Regions from separate parts of the Homo sapiens genome. Here region 1 is linked to region 2. A link is a contact called in ENCODE Hi-C data. All regions are on one chromosome and are shown on one strand. Each heading gives the region's core, a stretch centred on a gene start or an enhancer-like site at or near the end of the contact. The rest is flanking DNA. Distances are from core to core; before and after follow the strand shown. Region 1 has its middle 130 kb from the start of LINC01254. Region 2 has its middle 170 kb from the start of LINC01254.

Region 1 (5,549 bases), core at 343-2,842, 46 kb after region 2:
CACTTCCCATGTAGTCCATGAATTAATTGAAGATGTTGCCTCTTTTGCAAACTCTTGAGCCAACGTATTTTCTACTTCCTTGGGGTACTTGTCTTCTGTTTGAATGAAATGCTACCAGAAATTGTTCATGTTTTGAGATCACCTACACTTATCACCCACTAAGCTCAACTTTCCCTCCTGGAGGAGGCTAGAGGCAGCCTGTCCCCTCCTCTTTCCTGTCTTTTATGCTTCTCAGCACCAGCCAAGGCTCCAGCTAAGACAGGAGCGCTGCTCCAAAGTGGCCAAGGTGGATTTGCATCCTGCCTGTTCTTTGCAGAGCCATTAAGCTGTGCGGGTACCCAGGTGATCACTCTGCCAACCCTTGTGATGTGACATCAGGCAACTACATATCAGGGACTCAAATTCAGCTGCTAATATTTTTCGTGTCCTTGAGTTAACTAAGAGGCTGGGTTGAGAATTTTAAAGTAATTCAAAACAGATTAAAACTCTTCTGTATATTTGTTGTGACTTTACTGGGTTTACCAGGAAGATGGAGAAATACACAAAAAATATGGAGCTCTTACATGTAATGAAAAATTCAAATAATTTTTTCAGTCTCCAAAGTTCAACTGTAGTCTCTAATCTGTCATGAATCAGGCCAGTTTCCCATTACCTTTAGTGAATTCACATGCCATGGCCAGGACAAAAACTTGAACCTGGTCATATTCCTTCTAGGGTGGACCAGGCAATACAGACAGACCCGGCAAGGCAGTTTGAACAATTTGCTTGCACTCAGAAGAGGAATGTGGGCCCCCGGAACACAAGCCTCTACGAGACTTGAAAGCAAATCTGGGTTTTCCCATCGCCTTTATGTTTTATGAGGGTTGGGGAAATGTTGGCTGTTTACTAATTATCAAAGCTGTTTTTATGACTTCCCCAAAGGAAAACAAAAAAGGAAAGGGCCCAAGTGTATTCATTTAGGCCTGGGATGAAAGCTTGACCTTTAGCGCACTTGGGGAACTGGATGGTTTGTAGTGCTGGAAAATAAAACTCGGAATGCATGTTCAGGAAAGCAGGAAGCTTTGAAGTTGAAAAAGCCAAACAGGAACAGCTGTCGTGATTGGTGCGGTGCACATTCGGCCTGACGTGACAGACCTGTCCCATGCACTGTCCCTGTGCCTGAGGGACAGCTGGGGAGCAGCAAGGAGCCTTTCCTTTCATGGGGATTTCTGCTGGTGTCCCTTGGACATACAACTCCTGATTCATGCAGGACACAGAAAACAAGCCCAGAGACCACCGGGGACCTTGAGGTCTGCCCCAGAGGAAATAACGTGGCCATATTCACACAACCAGTCTTGCAGGGAAGCCCCACATACAAGGAAAATAGAAGAGAGCATGCCATTACTGTTGAAAGTTTAATTATAATGATTTAAGGCTATCAATCAAGTTTAACTGGAACACAAACACGTCTGCCTTTTTAGCTTCTGAGACTCTGGAATTGGCGCCCAGTGGAAAAATATTTTCTTCATGGAAATTTTTAGTTTCACATTAGGATCTACATGTTGGGTAAAATGCCATCCATTACCCCCCAAATTAGCATAAAATATTCTTTTCCCCAGAGAGGATGTGAAAAATCTTTGAGGTTGTCAGTTACCATAACCACTGGGTTCCAGTATTTATTTGCGTTCCTACTTTGGTCTCTTTTCAATGGACAGGCCCTTTACGGCTTCCTTCCTCTTTCTACCAGCGGAAATTGAACAGTAAAAATGGTAAATAACTTGGTTCTACCAGTTCCCAAGATCTAGATTCTTTCTTTTATATACTCTCTTAAAAATCAGTTCAGCTATGGCACTTTCTAAAAATAAAATTTAGCCTTGCTTTTATTGTTCTCCTAGCTTTGTGTTAACCTGTTTGAAGAACTTATGACAATGAGCCATTTCCAAGGAACATCGCTGGGTTGACATTCCCAGATGCTTGCGAACTGGGTTTGTAGCACAGATCCACTCTGATTTGAAATGTACACTTTCCTATAAGTGCTCTCCAAATGTACATTTATTAGCAGCGTTCCCTCAAATGTAAATTTTGCATTGGGATTATTTCAGCAGGGCCCCCCTTGTTTTTCTTCACTGCAACTGTGGGGTATCAGTTGCTGTGGTCCTTATCCAGAAGGCAGAAGGAAGAAAATGGCACCAGGGCTTTTAAATTGCAAACAGAGGAGCTGTTGTGTAAAGTGTTCAATGATTACCATTCATCATGCAGCCACAACAACAAAACACACCACAACACCTGAGGGACAATACTGGGCTCCATGGTGTGAACCCAGAAAATCTGAGACAGGTCTCAGTTAATTTAGAAAGTTTATTTTGCCAAGGTTGAGGACACACGCTTGACACAGCCTCAGGATATCCCAACAACATGTGCCCAAGGTGGTCAGAGCACAGTTTGGTTTTATACATTTTAGGGAGACATGAGACATCAATCAACATATGGAAAACGAACATTGGTTCGGGGACCACACAGAAAGGTGGGTCTGGGAGGGAGCTTCTTGGTCCATAGATAGATATGAGACAAACTTTTGCATTCTGTTGAGTTTCTGATTCGCCTCTCCAAAAAAAGGCAATCAGATATGCATTTATCTCAGTGAGCAGAGGGGTGACTTTGAATAGAATGGGAGGCAGGTTTGCCCTAAGCAGTTCCCAGCTTGACTTATCCCTTTAGCTTAGTGATTTTGGGGGCTCAAGATATTTTCCTTTCTCAATGGCTTCAGTTATGAGAATGAGAATTACCTGGTTCAGCACAGACTGCTTAGGAGAGGCCTGGGGCAGAAAGTCTTGGAGTTTAAAAGGATCCGAGTTACTGGAGCCCTAAGCCCCTTGGGCGCTCCTGTCTATCCCTGCAATGACTTTACCCGGCAGCTGATGAGCCCACTTCTCAAAGGAGTCACCTGGATCTTGTAAAAATGCAAATGCGAGTTCAGTGGGTCTGGGTGGGGCTGCATTTCTCAGAAGCTCCTCTGGGCAGGGAGAAGCTCTGGCATCTGCTCTCAGTTCCATCCCTGTGGTTTTGTCCCGAAGGCACTGGGTGAGGCCTCTTCCTGAAGCATCCTGGGTACCTGCGCTGATGCTCCCCTCTGCACTCTGGCCAAAAATAGCCCAAAATGAGGTTTTATTCTAAGCCCTCTGTATGGCCTTACTCTCAAATTCTAGAACCAGCTGTCCCAGGATTTCTCCAGTCAATAAGTATCTACATGCTTTTGTTATTAGCCTAAACATGCAACTCTCTCTCGCACTAAGCCCCTACTTGCTCTCAAGAAATTCCCCTGTGGCAAGATTGTGTTCTTCCTGAATATTTTAGGACTCACCCAGGAGATGTCATACACGTATCCATGGAGCTTTCCTGCTGTCACTCGGCATCTTGGCCAAGGGGTTCCCCAGCGGGTACCAGACCCCATTCTGAAATGGGGTTTGTTCTTCCTTTGACAGGAGATACTGCTGCAGTCACCGCTACTCCAGCGAGCACGCTGATGGCTTTCCCTGAACAGGCTGGTGGGGAGTAAGTGTTTCTCCTCCACATTACACTAGACTGAGGTGGGGTTTCACAGAACTTTGGATTAAGGTGGGAGCTGGTTCCAAATTGTTGGAAAAATTGTCTTGAGGGGAGCTTGGAGTCCTGGAAATAACATGAGCTGTGGAGTCGAACATCACAGCCCAGTGGTAGGTGGCATTTGTGCTGGGCCTGCCCGAGCAGCCTGTCAGGGACAACCTTCAGAGACAGTGTCATAACAGGTGTGCACACCCTGCTACACATTCATCTCAGGGTGAGCTGTCGGACCCTCAGGCTATGGGACTGTTGTGCCCCATGGTCAGGGTGGCATTGGCTCCTCCTCCCCTGGAATGGACAGGGACTGGGGAACCACGTCTGGATTTGTAATTGTCTAATGTGGAAGTCTGCAGCAAAGTTTGCCCCATCTTCTTGTGGTTGGCAAGCATGATGGTATATGTGCATGTGTGCATGTGAGTGTGTGGGGGGTGAACAAAATTGATATCCTAAGCATTTGTCTGTGCCCACTTTGAAGGAGGTCACCTCTGTATTTTGGGAGGGATCCTGCTTCAAAGGCGTGGATCTTTAACGTGGATATTTGAGGCACCATGTGAGAGCAGGAGAGGCCCAGAGTGCCTCAGGTGGGTCCATGTGGAGGATGGGAGGACCTGACTTCCTGGCTCTGACTGCCCAGCAGGCGTTTGTCTGCAGACGCTGCTTCAGCAGGGAGAAGCTACAGAAATGCCACCCCCTGGGTGGGACAGGAGACACTGATCCTGGTGTGAGTGATGGGTGTGTGATCTCTTCTGCCCCGAACCTGGCATAGAAATCCCCTCTCAACAGAATACTCTCAGCAAATCTTGCCTCTCCCTTTGGCACAATGTGGCTTTTCTTTTCAGAAAGTCAAAGGTATGCATATTCATAGCGTAAGATGTCAATAGCACTCCCAGGCTTCCAATGAAAAAGAACAATGGCTCCCCACCTCACAGCCCCACTGCTGATTCCTGCTCTCTGGTGGCAGCGTCTCTCACCTGGCTTGGCAGCGTCTCTTACCTGCCTTGCCTGGATCTCCCTGCATTTGAGTCTACAGATGACCCAGGCGATGTCTTGGTTTTCCATGTGAGCTGGGATCATTGATGGGGAGTTCCCTTTCTCTCAACTCCTCCCACCCCTTCCTCCTTACCTCTACGCCTCTTCCTCTCAGTTCAACATCATGATGTCGCCATTTTGGATGGAGTCAGTATTCCTCATTTACGTTATTTGAACTGTGTTACTTTTATTCGCAGTTGAGTCATAGTATAATATGATTGCTTTTCCTTTTGTACAAGTTTTCCTGCTTTGAATTAATAATTGCCTCTTTCTTGTTGTTTGCTTAGCTTTCTAAATACCTATCACGAATTCCTTCCCAAAATCTTCCACAGAAATGAACATTTCCTTGGAAGAAGTCCGTGCACATTCTATGCTTGGTCAGTTGTATGTAGCCTGTTGCTGTTATTGTCATCAGTGCTGTTACTCTTGTGGTTCCTTGGGTGCCCTGCTGCCACCTGGGCTAGGCTGTTCCCGAAGCCTGTGGCTCAGCTCTCACCCAAGGCCTCCATGATTCTGAATTCATGTCCTCCTTCTCCCATCCTGATTCCCTGTGCTCTTATTTCTTGTCCTCCACTCCTCTAGCTTATGATTGCACTCAACTGCATGTTTCCTGAGGCCTTCCTGAGGAAGAATGCCTGGGAAGAAGCATCCCAAGGCTTCCGCACATGAAGATCCACAACTCCATGCTCACGCTTCATTGACAGGTTAGCTAGGTATAGAATTCTAGGCTGGAAGTCATTTTGCCTTGATTCTGAAAGCATTGCTTCATGGTGTAGCAATTGAGAAGCTGTATGACATTCTGTTCTCCAAGCTTTTATGTGAGGCGTGTTTTATTTTTCCCTCTGGGAAGATTCAGGATGTTTTCTGAAATGTCAACTTGATATGCCCATTGCCACCATAGACAGTGTTGTGGTTGGTGGAGAGATGCCAGCAGTTTCAGT
Region 2 (5,411 bases), core at 1-2,500:
GGACACCTACGAGGACGGAAAGTTGAAGCAACAAAAGGATTTTGACATTTCATTCTAACTGGGAGAGGCTGAACCAACAGATAGGGGTGTGTGTGTGTGTGTGTGTGTGTGTGTGTGTGTGTGAAAGAGAGAGAGTGGGAAAGAGACAGAGACTGAGTCTGCCATCCCCTAAGATCTCTGAACGTGTGTACTCTAGCAAGTGTGACTGTCTCAAAGCCTAGTTGTAGCTTCCATTGCCCAGCAGCCTTACAGATGACAAGAGCAGGCATGGTTTGAAGACATGAAAAGTAGCCACGCACAGTGGCTCATGCCTGTAATCCCAGCACTTTGGGAGGCTGAGGCAGGCAGATCACAAGGTCAGGAGATCGAGACCATCCTGGCTAACATGGTGAAACCCCGTCTCTACTAAAAAATACAAAAAATTAGCCAGGCGTGGTGGCGGGCGCCTGTAGTCCCAGCTACTCGGGAGGCTGAGGCAGGAGAATGGCGTGAACCGGAGAGGCGGAGCTTGCAGTCAGCCGAGATTGCACCACTGCATTCCAGCATGGGCTACAGAGCGAGACTATGTCTCAAAAAAAAAAGAAAAGAAGACATGAAAAGCAACATGATCACCTCACTAGAGTGAAGAAATTAAATGGGAATTAAAATTCCCAGAACCTAGGACCCTGTTTTGTCAGCGAGAAAGTCCCACCTTAGCCCTGACTTCAAAATATGAATTGATTGATTGGTGTTTAGTTACAGGGCTCTTGTGCAGCGCTTTGATCTTCTTACAGGAGAAGAGTAACTTTCCACGATAAAAGATGACTTCTGATGACAAGAAAATCTATCAGCTCCCATCGTGCTGAGCTCTCCATCCTCTGTCTGGCATTCTTGAGCACGGGCTTCCCGATGGGGTCCTTCAGAACTGAAAACCTGGGGAGACGTGTCTGGAAGACAAGGCCCGGGCAGCAGGAGGCAGGCAGCAATCCTCAGAGTCATTTTAATTTTCATTTGTAGCAAGCATAAGGTAAATGCATGGTCTTGTTATCTCCAGCCATAGGTACTGATGTACACCGCACACAATCATGTTTTTCCACGTATTTGGGCGAGTTTGCGGCTGAGATGAAGAAAAGCAGGAAGGGCGGTGGGGAGGAGGAGGAGAGGAGATAAAAACACAACTTCTAAGGCTCCTTTAAATTGTACCGTCTTGAGCATAGAAAAGCCTGAATTATGTAAAAGCTGGCCAGATGCCCACATCTGGCAACAGTCAGATTGTTTGGTAAGCAGGAGGTTCTCCCAGCAGCACGCAGAGCCGGGTCCACTCTGGAAAGAATGTGGAGTCTGTGAGAGGTTCTTGGGACCTGGCGGCCAGACGGCCCTGCCAGGTAGGAGGGCAGCGTATCTGGTCACTTGACCTCGTGTGCAGGTGAGATGAGTGACAAGCTCCCTGCCAGGCCTTTCTTAGAATGGTTCAACCCCAGGCTTGTTTCTGTGTGAACTAAAAACCATGCCTCTGCTGTGGTGTCAGACTTGGAAATCACATTTTTGTTCAGGTCTTCCAAAGGTTCTTAGGGGGAATGAGACCCTTTCTTGTGTTCTCCTGCTGCAACTTTAGTCCCCTGACTCCTATAGACTGCTACCTGCCAGTCCCGAAAGCCATGCCAGAGCAGCATCCCATGTAACCATTTTCTGTTTGCTGCTATTAGGCCCTGACACTTCTGGGGCTCATGGAGACCCTGAATCGGGGAACTGAGAGCCCAGCCACGCTTTGCTCCATGTGGGTTTTCCATGCTGGCTGTGTATCTTCCAAACAAGTACTAACCTGGCCTGGTTTCTGCAGTTCAGACCTACCAAGCCAGTTGAGGTAAATGCAGAAATTAAAGTGTGCATTCTTTCCTTAGAGGAACAAAAGAAGAAAACACGTTAAGCAAACACCTCGGGAACTGTTTAACGCAAGCCCACGGCCTGGCATTGCATTCTGGGGCAGGATGGTAGTAGCCACAGGCAGGAACACACCACGCAGGCTGTGCCTGCGCATGGAGAAACCATGGCTCTTTCAAAAAAAAAAAAAGGTCTTGAGGCCTCTTTGCAAATCCAGCCCTGAAGTATCTGGTATGATTTAGATTTGTTCATAAAAAAACACAGTTGGTTTCTGTTAAGTCAACAGCATTTGAATTTCGGCTCAGATATTCAGTGCTAGCAAGATCCTTTATGATTTCTCTCTGTGCATGCTGCATTTTTCAATGTCTGGCCAGCTCTTCTGTTTTCTTCTTTCCATAGAGAGGAGCAGAGGAGAAAAGAAGAGAGAGGTGGGAGCTGCGAGAATACATATGTGAATCTTATCTTCACTGCTAATCACATACTTGCATGCTTAATGATTTAGCTACTATTTTAAAAGACATCCTCTGTATTTCCTCTTTCCTATGGTTACCATTTCCTATAAAAAGTGGTTTGGAAATTTGACTTAAGCTTTAACTCAGTGGACTTAACCCCACAGGGACAATTTTCAGTGTCTCAGTAGGAGATCTGGCCCCATTGGTGAGCCCCACAGCCAGCCCATCTCAGAGGAAGCCTCCTCAGGGACATGAGCCTGACAAATGTCGCCTGGGTAGGCAGCAGGATGCAGAAATGCAAGAGGCATTTGACACACAGTGGCCCACGTCTCCATTCTCCTGTGTCTCTGGATTATGGACATCTCTTAAAAACCGAATTCAGTTTAACCTTACATCTAGGAGTCTCAGAATCTTGCTCTAGAAAAGCTAGAAAAAAAAAAACAATTTGGAAAGTCCATGAAGAGGACAGCCAGGCATGCAGCATTTGTTGCAGGCCAGTCTTCCTTGCAAATGGCATTGGTTGGGATTGGGGGTTACTGGGGGAGTTGAAATAATAATATAAATAATAAAAGTAACTCTTTCTGCTGGATACTTGCTTGAACTGAATACTGGTCTAGGTATAGCACATGGTTTGTCTCATTTGCCTCCAATCTTGGGAGACATTTTCTTAGACATCACTCTCAACCAGACAAAAGAGAAGTAACGCACTGTGTTAAGCCAGGACTGATCTGGGTGGTCCTCTGTATTTGCAAACTATGGGCCCGCAGAGGGGTTGGTGCAGATTCATAAGCCAAAAAAACAGTCATTAGAGCATGAGCCTTAGAATGAGATGGAACTGGATTGGAATCTTGGCTCTGCCATTTATTAGCTATGAAACCCTGGGAAATCATTTAAACCTTATTTTCCTCATTTATAAAATGGATAAAATATATCATGGGGTAGTATGAGGATCCATTGATAAAAAGCACATAAAATGCATAGTATGATGCTTGGCCAATAACAGGGGTAATGTCATCACCATTATTACTCCTAGGAAACATTATTAGGTGGTTTGAGCCATGAATAAATAGATTTTTCCAATATGGTCCTTAAAAAATAAAAAGAATCCAATTAGTCATCTAAAATCTGTCCTCCTCTAACCCTCAATCACAGACTTGGACTCTGACACTTGGCATCTTAAAAATGTGCTTGGTCTGCCCCGGGGGTGCCGGCTCCCTGGCAGAGCACACCTGGGGAGTAGGTGTTGAAAGTCACAATTTAGCATTTCAACTGCATCTTCCAGATAAAGCACAAAGAACACATACATTGAGGGCACCTCAAACCAACACATGACCAGTAAGCTCAGAAATCACACTATGAAGGTGGAGTTTGACCTCACAAAGTTAAAACTGGGTCTTTGGCAGGAGTCCCTTGCAAAGCATGGGAAGAATTTCCTTTAAGGCAATCCACGATGGAGCTGTGGAAAAGAGGAGAAGGAAAGCACAAGACCAAAAGCTGAGCTGGGTGCTTATTTGGAATTTTCACTAAAATAGAAGAATTCTGTTCAGTAAAATCTCTTCATGACTTTATAGTGTGACCTATTATTATGTAGAGTTTTTGAGCTTATGATGAAAGATGTGTGCAGCCAAGAGGCAGTGTCAAGTCATTCCAATCTCCAGAGCGATAGTGACGGTAGAAATAATTTTATATTCCTTCTAAACTCATTGATTTTCGAGATGTTGCTAAACATTGTGATGCAATGGTGTACACGAAAACCTTCAGGTTATCTTAGAAAAGCTTCTCCCAGATCCTCCAGGTTGGCTGTGAAGGAAGGGGCAGCGGTAGGTAGGTCTGAGGTTGATGCCTCCAAGATTCTCCTCTCCTTAGATAGGTCTCTCCTCATTGCTGTGGCCACATCGTGGCCTTAGGATATGTTACCCGCCCTGACCTCTTCCTGGGGAATATGGACACAAACGCTTTTCTTAATTCCTAATGGTATGGTAGAGAACAGGGTGTAACATTTAAGAAGGCTGGATTAAAAGTTTAGGTTTCATAGAAGAAAATCAAAGTGTAGAGACTAGCACATCACTGTCTCTGGAATTCCCTCCCTTCCAGAAGCCCAGCCAACCAACACAGGGGTGAGCAGCTTAACTTAGAGCCCCTGAAGGGCCCCCACATCACAATAGAGGAGCCCAAAATGTATGGAGTCATCCAACACACACAGGGGTTCAACATGTATCTATGCCTAAAAAGATATGGGCAGAGGGGTGGAGAATGTGGATTTCCTCCAGAGCTTCACAGTTTATTTATCAAACCATATAAGGAGCATTTCTTCTCTGGAGGAATTTAAATAAATGGACTGAAGCCCAGCATGGTGTCTCACACCTGTAACCCCAGCGCTTTGGGAAGCTGAGGTGGGAGGGTCACTTGAACTTTGAACTGAGGAGTTCAAGACCAGGCAACATAGTGAGACTGCATCTCAGCAAAAAATAAATAAAAAATTAGTGGGGCATAGTGGTGCGGGCCTGTAGTCCTAGCCTCTCAGGAGGCTGAGGCAGGAGAATTGCTTGAGCCCAGGAGGTCGAGGTTGCAGTGAGCCAAAATCATGCTACTGTACAGTCTGGGTGACAGAGTGAGACCCTGTCTCAGAAAAAGTGGGGGTTGAAAATTTTGCCATCAGCTATAATGTAAAAATTATTCCGTAGAGTCTGAATTAGGATGCAGATGACAAAGCAGTCCTGAGAGCCGGAGGCAGCTCAATTGGCCAGAAAACCAAATCAGGCCTCAGCTAGACCCTCATGAATCCACAATAGAGCTTTGTTCTTTGGCTGCCAGAGCCATAGAGATCTATTTCAATAATTAGTACCTTTAAAGAATGTCTGAGAAATGCCAGCAGCGAGTATTTTCCAAACAAAGAAGGCAAATTGCCTTAAGTCCCATGCAAAGGGGTTCAACTAATTTGAGCTTTTAATTGTTTGTACTTTTATGAAGTGAGTAAGTGTGGCATACATGGCCAATTATTCCCCAATGTTCATCCTCCCTTTTGTTCTCTTAGCAATAGGGCCTCCTGAGGTTTTTCAGGGCATATGGTTGCCCAGATAGAAACTACGTTTCCCAGCA

What was found. A loop is a pair of places that touch in the nucleus more often than their neighbours do. Pooled maps may share reads with other maps.
Region 1: a map of DLD1 shows a loop between it and region 2 (7-fold over the local background). The contact joins two enhancer-like sites. A Hi-C loop is called at or near these places in 1 of 168 maps with a recorded cell type or tissue (DLD1) and 1 of 50 pooled maps.

What each region holds. Positions count from the first base shown.
Region 1 is chr18:10,283,784-10,289,332 of GRCh38, forward strand. No RefSeq gene overlaps it. Among named protein-coding and RNA genes, the nearest start is that of LINC01254, 130 kb to the right of the region's middle. RefSeq lists an enhancer at 1-275. Within about 2 kb of position 1,593, at least 3 of the 41 ENCODE cell types and tissues checked have a DNase peak (open chromatin) inside an H3K27ac peak, as active enhancers do.
Region 2 is chr18:10,238,046-10,243,456 of GRCh38, forward strand. No RefSeq gene overlaps it. Among named protein-coding and RNA genes, the nearest start is that of LINC01254, 170 kb to the right of the region's middle. Within about 2 kb of position 1,251, at least 2 of the 41 ENCODE cell types and tissues checked have a DNase peak (open chromatin) inside an H3K27ac peak, as active enhancers do.